Regions from separate parts of the Homo sapiens genome. Here regions 1 and 3 are each linked to region 2. A link is a contact called in ENCODE Hi-C or POLR2A ChIA-PET data. All regions are on one chromosome and are shown on one strand. The core of a region is the stretch at or near the end of the contact, and the rest is flanking DNA. Distances in the headings are between cores, read along the strand shown. Region 1 overlaps CUX1 (cut like homeobox 1). Region 2 holds the start of PRKRIP1 (PRKR interacting protein 1). Region 3 has its middle 84 kb from the start of CUX1.

What was found. Hi-C counts contacts between places; a loop is a spot of excess contacts on that map. ChIA-PET counts read pairs that join two places held with the same protein, here RNA polymerase II (POLR2A). Pooled maps may share reads with other maps.
Region 1: a pooled map shows a loop between it and region 2 (7-fold over the local background). The contact joins the enhancer-like site here to the promoter of PRKRIP1 in region 2. A Hi-C loop is called at or near these places in 6 of 37 single-sample maps with no recorded cell type and 9 of 50 pooled maps. POLR2A ChIA-PET finds 5 or more read pairs at or near these places in 2 of 52 experiments (H1 and OCI-LY7).
Region 3: a pooled map shows a loop between it and region 2 (2.5-fold over the local background). The contact joins the enhancer-like site here to the promoter of PRKRIP1 in region 2. A Hi-C loop is called at or near these places in 2 of 37 single-sample maps with no recorded cell type and 8 of 50 pooled maps. POLR2A ChIA-PET finds 5 or more read pairs at or near these places in 1 of 52 experiments (H1).

The regions. Positions count from the first base shown.
Region 1 is chr7:101,854,628-101,857,852 of GRCh38, reverse strand. All of the region lies in intron 1 of CUX1 (cut like homeobox 1), which reads right to left. Among named protein-coding and RNA genes, the nearest start is that of CUX1, 39 kb to the right of the region's middle. RefSeq lists an enhancer at 802-931. Within about 2 kb of position 1,257, at least 40 of the 41 ENCODE cell types and tissues checked have a DNase peak (open chromatin) inside an H3K27ac peak, as active enhancers do; they include OCI-LY7, where a contact is called at or near this core.
Region 2 is chr7:102,394,828-102,398,399 of GRCh38, reverse strand. It overlaps PRKRIP1 (PRKR interacting protein 1), which reads right to left and starts at 2,037. Exons shown (of 6, transcript NM_024653.4): 1 at 1,863-2,037; 2 at 702-780. The coding sequence starts at 1,988. It overlaps LOC100630923 (LOC100289561-PRKRIP1 readthrough), which reads right to left. Exons shown (of 9, transcript NR_038967.1): 5 at 702-780. RefSeq lists enhancers at 1,519-2,060, 1,842-2,081 and a silencer at 2,102-2,181.
Region 3 is chr7:101,732,211-101,735,832 of GRCh38, reverse strand. No RefSeq gene overlaps it. Among named protein-coding and RNA genes, the nearest start is that of CUX1, 84 kb to the left of the region's middle. RefSeq lists an enhancer at 1,593-2,491. Within about 2 kb of position 1,857, at least 15 of the 41 ENCODE cell types and tissues checked have a DNase peak (open chromatin) inside an H3K27ac peak, as active enhancers do.

The DNA of each region.
Region 1 (3,225 bases), core at 8-2,507, 540 kb after region 2:
CCACCCCCAGCCCTTACTGTTAAATGACCATGATGAAGCTGATTTCTACAAATACACCAGGAGGAAGAGCTAAGGGGGGAAAAAAATTCCCTGCAAAATAAAACGAAACAAAGCTCCTTGCAATTATGCAAAGCTATAGCACAGCTAAGTTATTCTGAGCTAACTCAACCTAGAGGGGTGACGGCCTGGCAAAGGGGGTCATCCGACCCAGCCAGACAAGCTCCGTCTTTCCCTTCCTGCTTCACTCATTTCTGAAAAGAACAGTTCCAGTTTAAAGTAACCCAGCAAATTCATCCTCAACGGGTGAAACCCCATCCTCGCTTCACCTGACTCAAAGCGTGCGCTGCTTTAATTCAAAACAGCTGACTTCGGAGGCCTACAGTCCTCATTTTTCATCCGTCCCCATCATACCAAAAGCAGACTATGTAAGTAAGAGCGGTGAAAGGCCTTTCTGTGCTGAAAACATATTTTATGTATTGAAAAGTACTTGGTGGCCACGCATCTTAACTCCTGAAGAAGAAAATAGTTATTTCTTTTTATTTCTGCAGATATTTCAAAAATATGATAGGTATTGAATGCTAGGCCTGTGACAGGCAAAATGCCCTGTAGGAGGTGCCCGGGTTTCAGAGTCAAGCACAGCCCCCAATCAGATAAGCAGAGGCCTGGGAGAGGGAGGACATCAGGACCCACGTGACGCTAACACCGGGCGGGGTAAGGGCAGGAACATGGCGCAGGCCCAAAAGTGGCCCGCGGCGGGTGGTACGGGGCAGGACAGAGTCCACCTGCTGGAGAGGATCTGAAGGGCCTCGTCCTAACAGAAACAGGAACCGGAGCTGGGCAGGACTTCAGAGGCTGAAGGATGGGAGAGGGAGGGTGCGCCCAGGAGGAGGCACAGCTTGAGCAGAGGCGTGGCTGCATGACCGCGGAGGGAGGGTTCACACCCGGGGCCTGTGGTACGGCTGGCAGGCGTGGGAGAGCCAAGGTGGGGACACAGAGAGGTCAAGGAGGCCGAGGCCGAAAAGGGACCACAGAATTTGGCTACAAGAAAGCAGTTTCAGTTTAACGATGACAAGGGAGCCCGAGTGAAGAGGAAAACCTGTCAACTCCTCGTGAAAGTCGGGAGGGTTTCTGCGTAGAAAAAAACAGCGTTCAGCAGCTCAGTTGGCTGCCGTGAAGTCATCAGAACTAGAGGAAGAGTTGGACTTGCTCTAGTGAGGACAGCTTTTGAAGTCACTAACCACAAGGAGGAAGCCTTCCCCTCTGGGCCTGCAGGAAACAGATTGCGTGGCTTTGTCTGTCCTGGCTGGGGAACGCATGACACGCTGAAGGGTTTTCCAGCTCTAGGGAAGAAAATTCATCTTTCTGTAAAGTCCACTTCGTCTTCCATTATCTACCAGACTTCTTGATGGGACCATTTTTAGAGCCTTCAGTGAAAGAATGGAAAACACTAACTTGGATAAACAATTAAGAGTAGGGAGGGAAATAGGTGAAGACGCAACTCTGATGAAATAAACAAACCGCAACCGTGGAATAACATTCTGGTTATTATGGGTCGTGATTAACGGCTCCCTGCGTTGATGGCTGAAAACTTGTGCTTTACTGCACACTTCCAGCAGAATTTAGCTGCTTTTTTCTTTCTTGTTTCCTTTTTTTTTTTTTTTTTTTTTTTTGAGACAGGGTCTCACTCTGTCACCCAGACTGGAGTGCAATGGCTTGATCATAGCTCACTGCAGCCTTGACCTCCTGCTGGACTCAAGCGATCCTTCAGCCTCAGCCCCCAAGGAGCTGAGACTACAGATGCACGCCACCACACCTGGCCAATTTTTCTTATTTTTTGTACAGACGGGTTCTTGCTATGTTGCCCAGGCTAGTCACAAACTCCTGGGCTCAAGTGATCCTCCCGCCTCAGCCTCCCAACGTGCTGGGATTACAGGCGCTAAACCAGCACTTAAGCTGCATTTTTTTTTTTTTTTTTGAGCTGGAAACTCCTTCTACCGCCCAGGCTGGAGTGCAATGGCACAATCTTGGCTCACTGCAACCTCCGCCTCTCGGGTTCAAGCGATTCCCCTGCCTCAGCCTCCCGAGTAGCTGGGATTACAGGCGTCTGCCACTGCGCCCAGCTAATTTTTGTATTTTTAGTAGAGACGGGGTTTCACCATGTTGGCCAGGCTGGTCTGGAATTCCTGACCTCGTGATCCACCCGCCTTGACCTCCCAAAGTGCTGGGATTACAGGCATGAGCCACCGCGCCCGGCCTTAAGCTGCTTTTTAACACATGGGGAGAACACAGAGAAAGTACCAAAATGAATGTTGTAACTCAATTCTAAAATACGTGAAAATATACTGAAGACTCTTCCATTGCATCATCTTGTAAATTCAGGTGAAATCCTGCCTGTCCCTACCTAGGCCTCATTTTCCTTATCAACCTATGAGAAACGACCAGGCATTTCTTGGGTCCCCAGCACCCTGGAGAAAGAGACCACTCGGAGGACACGGCCCCTCACCTCATGGTCCCCCTGGCAGGCAAGGCCACCGGGCCAATTAATGGAAGTCAGTGACCAGCAACTGGAAGGGCTACAGGGTTTGGGAGGAGATAGAGCCTCTGAGGTTGGAAAGGCGGCCAGGGTTTCACTGGGAGGCAGGGCCTGGGCCAGGCTCCAAGGGACGGGGTCCAGCCCCCAGCAAAGCATCAGCACACACTTCAGCAGGAGGTAAGATGCCACGGCACTGGGGAAATTTTTAAGCAAGAGGGAAGAGGATGCATTAACAGAGAAGAGGGAGGTCACCATTGTGGGGCATTGCAATCCAAATTGAGTCCAGGCCGGGCGAGGTGGCTCACACCTGTCATCCCAGCACTTCGGGAGGCTGAGGTGGGAGGATCACTTGAGGTCAGGAGTTTGAGACCAGCCTGGTGAAACCCCACCTCTACTAAAAATACAAAATTAGCTGGGTGTGGTGGCACATGCCTGTAGTCCCAGCTACTTGGGAGGCTGAGGCACAAGAATCGCTTGAACCCAGGAGGCGGAGGTTGCAGTGAGCCAAGATGATGCCACTGCACTCCAGCCTGGGTGATAGAGTGAGACTTCATCTCAAAAAGAAAAAAAAAGAAAGAAAACTGAGTCCATTTTTAGTCCTTTGAAGTGTGCAGGTGTGTGTGACTAAAAACAGGCAGAACCATCACTGTTGAGAATGGGGTGCCACAGAAATGGGAGACAGGGTGTCATTT
Region 2 (3,572 bases), core at 788-3,287:
GGCAGGAGAATCGCTTGAACCCGGAAGGCGGAGGTTGCAGTGAGCCGAGATGGTGTCACTGCACTACAGCCTGGGTGACAGAGTGAGACTCTGTCTCCAAAAGAAAAACAAAAACAAAAACAAAAACAAAAAAAACCGCAATACTGCAGGAGAAAATTCTATAGTGCCAAACCATAAGCAACTATAGCCCTTAAGCTAAATTTACCAATGTCAAATGAAAAACAAATAAAAGCAACTATATCCCCGTCATTGTAAAAGCAAAACACGAACATGTGAACACACATTTCCCCTCATCAGAGATTTAACAAATACCAACTACAGGATTTTTATAGCTACCTTTTTTTTTTCTTTTTGAGACAGAATGTCGCTCTGTTGCCCAGGATGGAGTGCAGTGGCGCCATCTCGGCTCACTGCAAGCTCCGCCTCCTGGGTTCACGCCATTCTCCTGCCTCAGCCTCCCAAGTAGCTGGGACTACAGGTGCCTGCCACCACGCCCGGCTAATTTTTTTTGTATTTTTAGTAGAGACGGGGTTTCACCGTGTTAGCCAGGATGGTCTCGATCTCCTGACCTCATGATCCGCCCGCCTCGGCCTCCCAAAGTGCTGGGATTAGAGGCATGAGCCACCACGCCCAGCCTATAGCTACCTTAAAAAATTATATTTACACACACACACACACACACACACACACACAGCCATTACCCATGACATCTCGGACAAATTCTGGGGGAGGTCGAGGTGCCCATTCACTCATTTTCTCTGGAATTGGAACTGCTTTGTCCTGCAACATTTAAACATGAAAGCATTTAAGTATAAACCTGTTGACAAAATTATATATCTCCCTCTCTTTTTTTAGAGACAGGTTCTTGCTCTGTTCCTCAGGCTGGAGTGCAGTGGTGCAATCAGAGCTCACTGCAGCCTTGAACTCCTGGGCTCAAGTGATCCTCCCGGTTCAGTCTCCAGAATAGTTAGGACTCTCAGGCGTACACCACCACACCAGGCAATTTTTTTATTTTTGTAAAGACAGGGACCCACTATGTTGCCCAGGCTGGTCTTGAACTCCTTCCTGGCCTCGGACCATCCTCCCGCCTGGCCTCCCAAAGCGCTGAAATTACAGGCAGGGGCCACAGCACCCAGCCCAAGTTACATCTCTTAAGACCAAAGAATTTTAATTGACTAATGAAGCAGGACTGCTTTGCTACTTGGACACAGAGCTGATTTTGTGTTCTTCCCTCTGTCGTGGCTTTTTTCATCCTATGTACTCTTGGGTATAACACAGTCCACACCTTCCCAGGGCTACGCTTTCCAGAGCAGAACTGAAAAACCTAAGCCATAGTTTCCAGCTAGAAACCGCCAACTTTAACACTACTAGATAAGAAGAGTCAAGCTTTTCTAGTTAAAGGTATAAAGGACGTTCCCGTTCAATTGTTTTTATGATTGAGGGGACCGAGGCCCAGAGGGGGTGTGAGCGGGAGAGGAGTGACCAGCTCCAAACGTCTCGGCCACTGTCTCTCTAACGATCAGTGTTGTTTAGAGTATACCCTTTTGCTAACCCACAAATTCTACCTTTTCAGTCTAACGCTTTTTGTTCACAGAAAGTTAAACCAGAAGGGGTCTTGGAGCACGGGAAGCCGCTCCACCGTGCTTTGATTCAAGCTGGGCTCTCACACAAGGACAGACGGGAAGTTCACTATCTCCGGGACAGCCTCCTTCTCCTCCTCCTCCCCAAAGACTGCTCTTGGAGGGTCGGATACTGAGTTTCTGAGTTTGGAGGCGGGGAAGGTGGACCTGCGGGAACCCTGAAGCGCTGCAGAGGAAGGGGGTGGGCCTCGGACGGGCCGTGGAGCCTGGGCCTCGTCTCACCGGGTTCTTCATGAGCCGCTCCAGCTTGAGCTTCTGCTCCTCCGCCGCATTCTTGGGGATGACGAGCGTCTGCGGCTCTTTCTTGGGCCTCGGTGGTCGCACCGAGGAGGCGGCTGGGCTAGCCATGGCAGCCTTCCAGTTTCACAAGCGAGCGGCGGCGTCGGCGCGCAAGTATGACGACACAGCCGCGCGCCGGCGACGCATACGCAGTCTCCGCAGAGGGGAACGGAGGCGGGGTTGCAAGGCGCAAGCAGCCTGCTGAATATTCATGAGCCTGAGGCTGGCGTGGGTTATTGTGTTCAAAGCTGCGGGGTTTCATTTCCTGTTCCTGAACAACAAATCAGTGCAGCTAGATGCTCACGTCCCTGAAGGGGAGGTGGCCCTCCGTGCCTGAGTAGCCTGGCCCTAGCCGACCTCTCCAGTCCCCGCGGGCGTCTTCGTGCCACCGAGCAGCCCCGCTGATGCTCTCGGCACCTCCTCCCCGTCGGCTCTCCTCGCCTCCCGGCTTTGTCCGGGCACTTCCTTGGATCTGGTGCCCCCTCCTCCATTTCTGACAATCTCCTGTTTACATAAGACAGCGCAAACATGTCACTGAGCTTCCTGAAGACTGGGACATTCCTCCTTTGTCCGCCTTGAATTACTCTATACCTGGCCCCCCGCAAATACACCTCTGCCAATGAATGACCGTCTCGTAGTGTGAGGCACAGTAATAAACCTAAGGAACCATGTCTGCTCATTCTGCTTGCGAGCAGGATTTCACAAAGGCCGTGACTCGGTGACTGAGCGCAGCCCTCTCCAATAACGCCCTGAACAATAAGCTGGGAAGAGCGAGAGAGAACACAGGTTTCCACCTCTCTTGCCTGAACACTGCATTTTTAGAAAAGACAAGTTCAATGATCCTAGCCCCTGCCTCTTCCTGTACATAATCTCTGACGGGATTAATGATTATGCTTCTATAACTTTTTTTTTTTTTTTAGAGACAGGGTCTCGCTTGGTTGCCCAGGCTGGAGTGCAGGGGCTCGATCATAGGTCACTGCTGCCTTGAACTCCCGGGTTCAGGCACTCCTCCCACCTCAGCCTCCTGAGTAGCTGAGACTACAGGCGCATGCCACCACACCCAGTTAATTTTTTATTTTTATTTTTTGCAGAGACAAGGTGTTGCTGTGATGCCCAGGCTGGTCTTGAACTCCTGGGCTCAAGCGATCCTCCTGCCTGGGCCTCCGAAAGTGCTGAAATTATAGGTGTTAAGTCACCATGCCCAGCCAAGCCTCTGTAATCTGTAACTAGATAATACCCTCACACACAGCCTTGATGAAATTTTGCTCTATTGTTAACTTCTGAGCACATTAGATATAACTTTTTTTTTTTTTTTTTGAGACAGAGTCTCACTCTGTCCCCCAGGCTAGAGCTCAGTGATGCAATCTCGGCTGACTGCAGCCTCTGCCTCCCAGGTTCAAGTGATCCTCCTGCTTCAGTCTCCTGAGTAGCTGGGAATACAGGTGCACGCCACCACGCCTGGCTAATTATTGTATTTTTAGTAGAGATGGAGTTTCACCATGTTGGCCAGGCTTGTCTCGAACTCCTGACATCAGGTGATCCACCCGCCTCAGCCTCCCAAAGTGCTGGGATTATAGGCATGAGCCACCACGCCCAGCTTGATATAACTTCTGAGCACATGCAGGGCACCACCAACTGTATATAAATGTTTTT
Region 3 (3,622 bases), core at 608-3,107, 660 kb after region 2:
GGTTTCACTGTGTTAGCCAGGATGGTCTTGATCTCCTGACCTTGTGATCTGCCCGCCTCAGCCTCCCAAAGTGCTGGGATTACAGGTGTGAGCCACTGTGACCGGCTGCTAATTTTTGTTTTTTAGAGACAGAATATCCCTCTGTCACCCAGGCTGGATGACAGTGGCATGATGTTCATAGCTCACACTGCAGCCTCGACCTCCTGGGCTCAAGCAGTCCTCCCACCTCAGCCTCCTGAGTAGCTGGGACTGCAGGCCCGCACCACTGGGAATGCAGTGCATGGCTAATTTTAAAATTTTTTGTAGATTTGGGGTCTTGCTTTGTTGCCTATGCTGGTCTGGAACTCCAGGCCTCAAGCGATCCTCCCGTCTCGGCCTCCCAAAGTGCTGGCATTACAGGTGTGAGCCACCGCGCCTGAAGGAATTGTACAATTCATTGTTACTGTGGCCCCATCAGAATAAAATCCCAGTTCCAAAACCTTCCTTGTTTCACATTTCTTCTTCCTCTCTTCCCTCCTTTCTTCTTTCTTTCTATAGCTGGGGTCTGAGCTAGCATTTTAGCCTGCAAAAATTAGGCCAGGCTCAAGCCTTGCCTTTACAGAGCTTGGATTCTGGTTGAGCCAGCCGGCTACAATTCACGTGCCCACATGAGACGTCAGGTTGTACATATATCCTTCAGGTACAGACACAACATGCTGGGGCCCAGAGAGGGAACATAGATTCAGAGTAAGCTCTGGACAGATCTCTTCTGTTCTGTGGGCCTCAATTCCTGCCTGGTGAGAAGAGGTGGCACAAGGCCTGGCCAGCTGGGAATAGGATTCAGGGTATGGGGGTTGCGGTCTCAGGAGGAGGCTTGGTAGAGTGGGAGGTAAACCCTCTCAGAGATCCCTGAGCTGGCCTGTCTGTTCAGACGCTCTGAAAACCTCTCATGACCTGGGACCCAGCTCTGGCTGTAAGGGAGTCATTTTGGAGGCTGTCCAAAGATTCTAAGTCTGCAGGGAGAACTCAAAAAGCGTGGGGAGGGCTGGGCGAGGTGGCTCACACCTGTAATCCCAGCACTTTGGGAGGCCGAGGCGGGCCTGATCACTGCAGTGAACTCCTGATCACTGCAGGTCAGGAGTTCAAGACCAGCCTGGCCAACATGGGTGAAACTCCGTCTCTACTAAAAATACTAAAATTAGCCAGATGTGGTGGCACGCGCCTGCAATCCTAGCTACTTGGGAGGCTGAGGCAGGAGAATCGCTTGAACTCGGGAGGCGGAGGTTGCAGTGAGCCGACATTGCACCACTGCACTCCAGCCTGGATGACAGAGTGAGACTCCGTCTTGGAAAAAAAAAAAATAGTGCTCAGGGAGCTGGCGCTACAGGAGAGGGCAGGTGGCCAGAGGGCTCCCTTCTCTGCCCCTCTGAGGCTCTGTGTGGATCCAGCTCAGGCTGTTTTGGTCATTCCAGCTCTGGTCACCGCCTCTGATTTATTAGCTGTGGGTTTGTCGGATGGTGAAGCGAAGGTTCCCAGCAAGGCCGGGAGGTTTGCAGGAATTTATTTCACACTTGACTATTTTTTCTAACACCTACTAATGTCCTTCATGTTGGACCCAAAGTTCCCGGCCTCTCCCTTCTTCCAAAATGTTTCAGGGACTGGAGAGGGGAGAGCGCCTGGAAGTCTTCCAGTAGTGGCCAGCCACCAGCCTGCAGGCAGATGGGTGAGAAGGGGGATGGGAGTGGCGGGGGGCGGGGGGTGAGGGTGGGGATAGTGGGAGGGTGGCAGGAGGCTGTGCTGAGAGCCAGGGCAGGGAGGTCAGGTTTCAGGTTTCAGTTTCCCTTGAAAACAGCCCTGCGCCGGCCCGGCCGGCAGAGAGCCTGGCTTCCCTATGCAATCATTACGTTTCTCAGAGACTCAGTGCCACCACCGGTAAAATGGGCATGCCGAAGGGCTGTGGTCAGGACAAAATGAATCAGGAGGTGTGTGTTAATGCCTGGGGCAGCGGCGGGCCCCTCACAAGGGCTGGATGTGAGCGGCCGAATCTGTCTTTAATCCCCCTGCGGAAGCTGGAACGGGAAGCTGTGTTCCGGGCCAAGCTTTCTCTGCCCACTTGGCCGGCATCTCCTTTCTCTGGTGTTTCTGTTGAAATTTTACTGTTCAGAAGCATTTCCACTGCCTGGCTAGTTATTCAGCAGGACCCTGTTTGATCCATTCCCCAGTCCTGTCTCTTCTTCCTGCTGTCATGGAGCTCACTCTGTTGTTAGGGGGCAGGGGTACAGGGAATATGAGGGTTCCCAGAGAGGCAAAATGAAAAAACCCCTGCTGGCATGTGACCAGCACCCATTGGCTGTAACTTTGCTCCAGTTCACATCTTTTTTTTTTTTTTTTTTTTTTAAAGATGAGTCTTGCTCTGTTGCCCAGGCTGGAGTGCAGTGGCACGATCTTGGCTCACTGCAACCTCTACCTTCTGGGTTCAGGCGATTCTCCTGTCTCAGCCTCCTGAATAGCTGGAATTACAGGCGTGTACCACCATGCCCAGCTAATTTTTGTATTTTTAGTAGAAATGGGGTTTCACCACATTGGCCAGGCTGGTCTCGAACTCCTGGCCTCAAGTGATCTGCCCACCTCAGCCTCCAAAAGTGCTGGGATTACAGGCGTGAGCCACTGCGCCCAGCCTGCTCCAGTTTACCTCTTAAAAAAAATAAAATGCACAGAACTGGACCTCCTTGAGAGAGTGGGGAATAGGTGTAGGTTTGGGGCAAGGAGAAGGACAAGCATAGGGAACAGCCAGGGAAGGATGCTCAGAGGCTCTTCCTATTTTGCTCTTGTTCCCTGTAATCAGCATCTGCCATGGCCCCTCAGCAGCCCAGCCCAGCTTCACAGCAGGGACTCTAAGGAAGGGTCCTAGGCCAAAAGCTGTGGCTCAGGCCTGTAATACTAGTACTTTAGAAGGCCTAGGTGGGAGGATGGCTTGAGGCCAAGAGTTCAAGACCAGCCTGGGCAACATAGCGAGACTACCCACCCCATCTCTACAGAAAGATTTAAACATTAGCCAGGCATGGTGGCATGCACCTGTAGTCTCAGCTACTTAGGAGGTTGAGACAGGAGGATCGCTTGAACCCAGGAATTGGAGGCTGCGATGAGCTAGGATTGCGCCACTGCAGTCCAGCTTGGGGAACAGAGTAAGATCCTCTCCAAAGAAAAAAATAAAGGAATGGTCCTAGAGTTCTGCTGCCTTTGAGAACATCCACACTAGTCACAGAGGAAGCTGACAGAAGGGTGTGTGGTGGGTGTCTTACTTCTTTTATTTATTTGTTTGTTTGCTTGTTTATTTATTTTGGGACAGAGTCTCACTCTGTCACCCAAGCTGGAGTGCAGTGATGCGATCTCGGCTTACTGCAACCTCCGCCTCCCGGGTTCAAGCGATTCTCCTGCCTCAGCCTCCTGAGTAGCTGGGATTACAGGCAACCACCAGCATGCCGGGCTAATTTTTGCATTTTTAGTAGAGACGGGGATTCACCATGTTGGCCAGGCTGGTTTCGAACTCCTGACCTCAGGTGATCTGCCCACCTCGGCCTCCCAAAAGTGCTGGGATTACAAGTGTGAGCCACCACACCTGGCCATGGATACCTTACTTCTT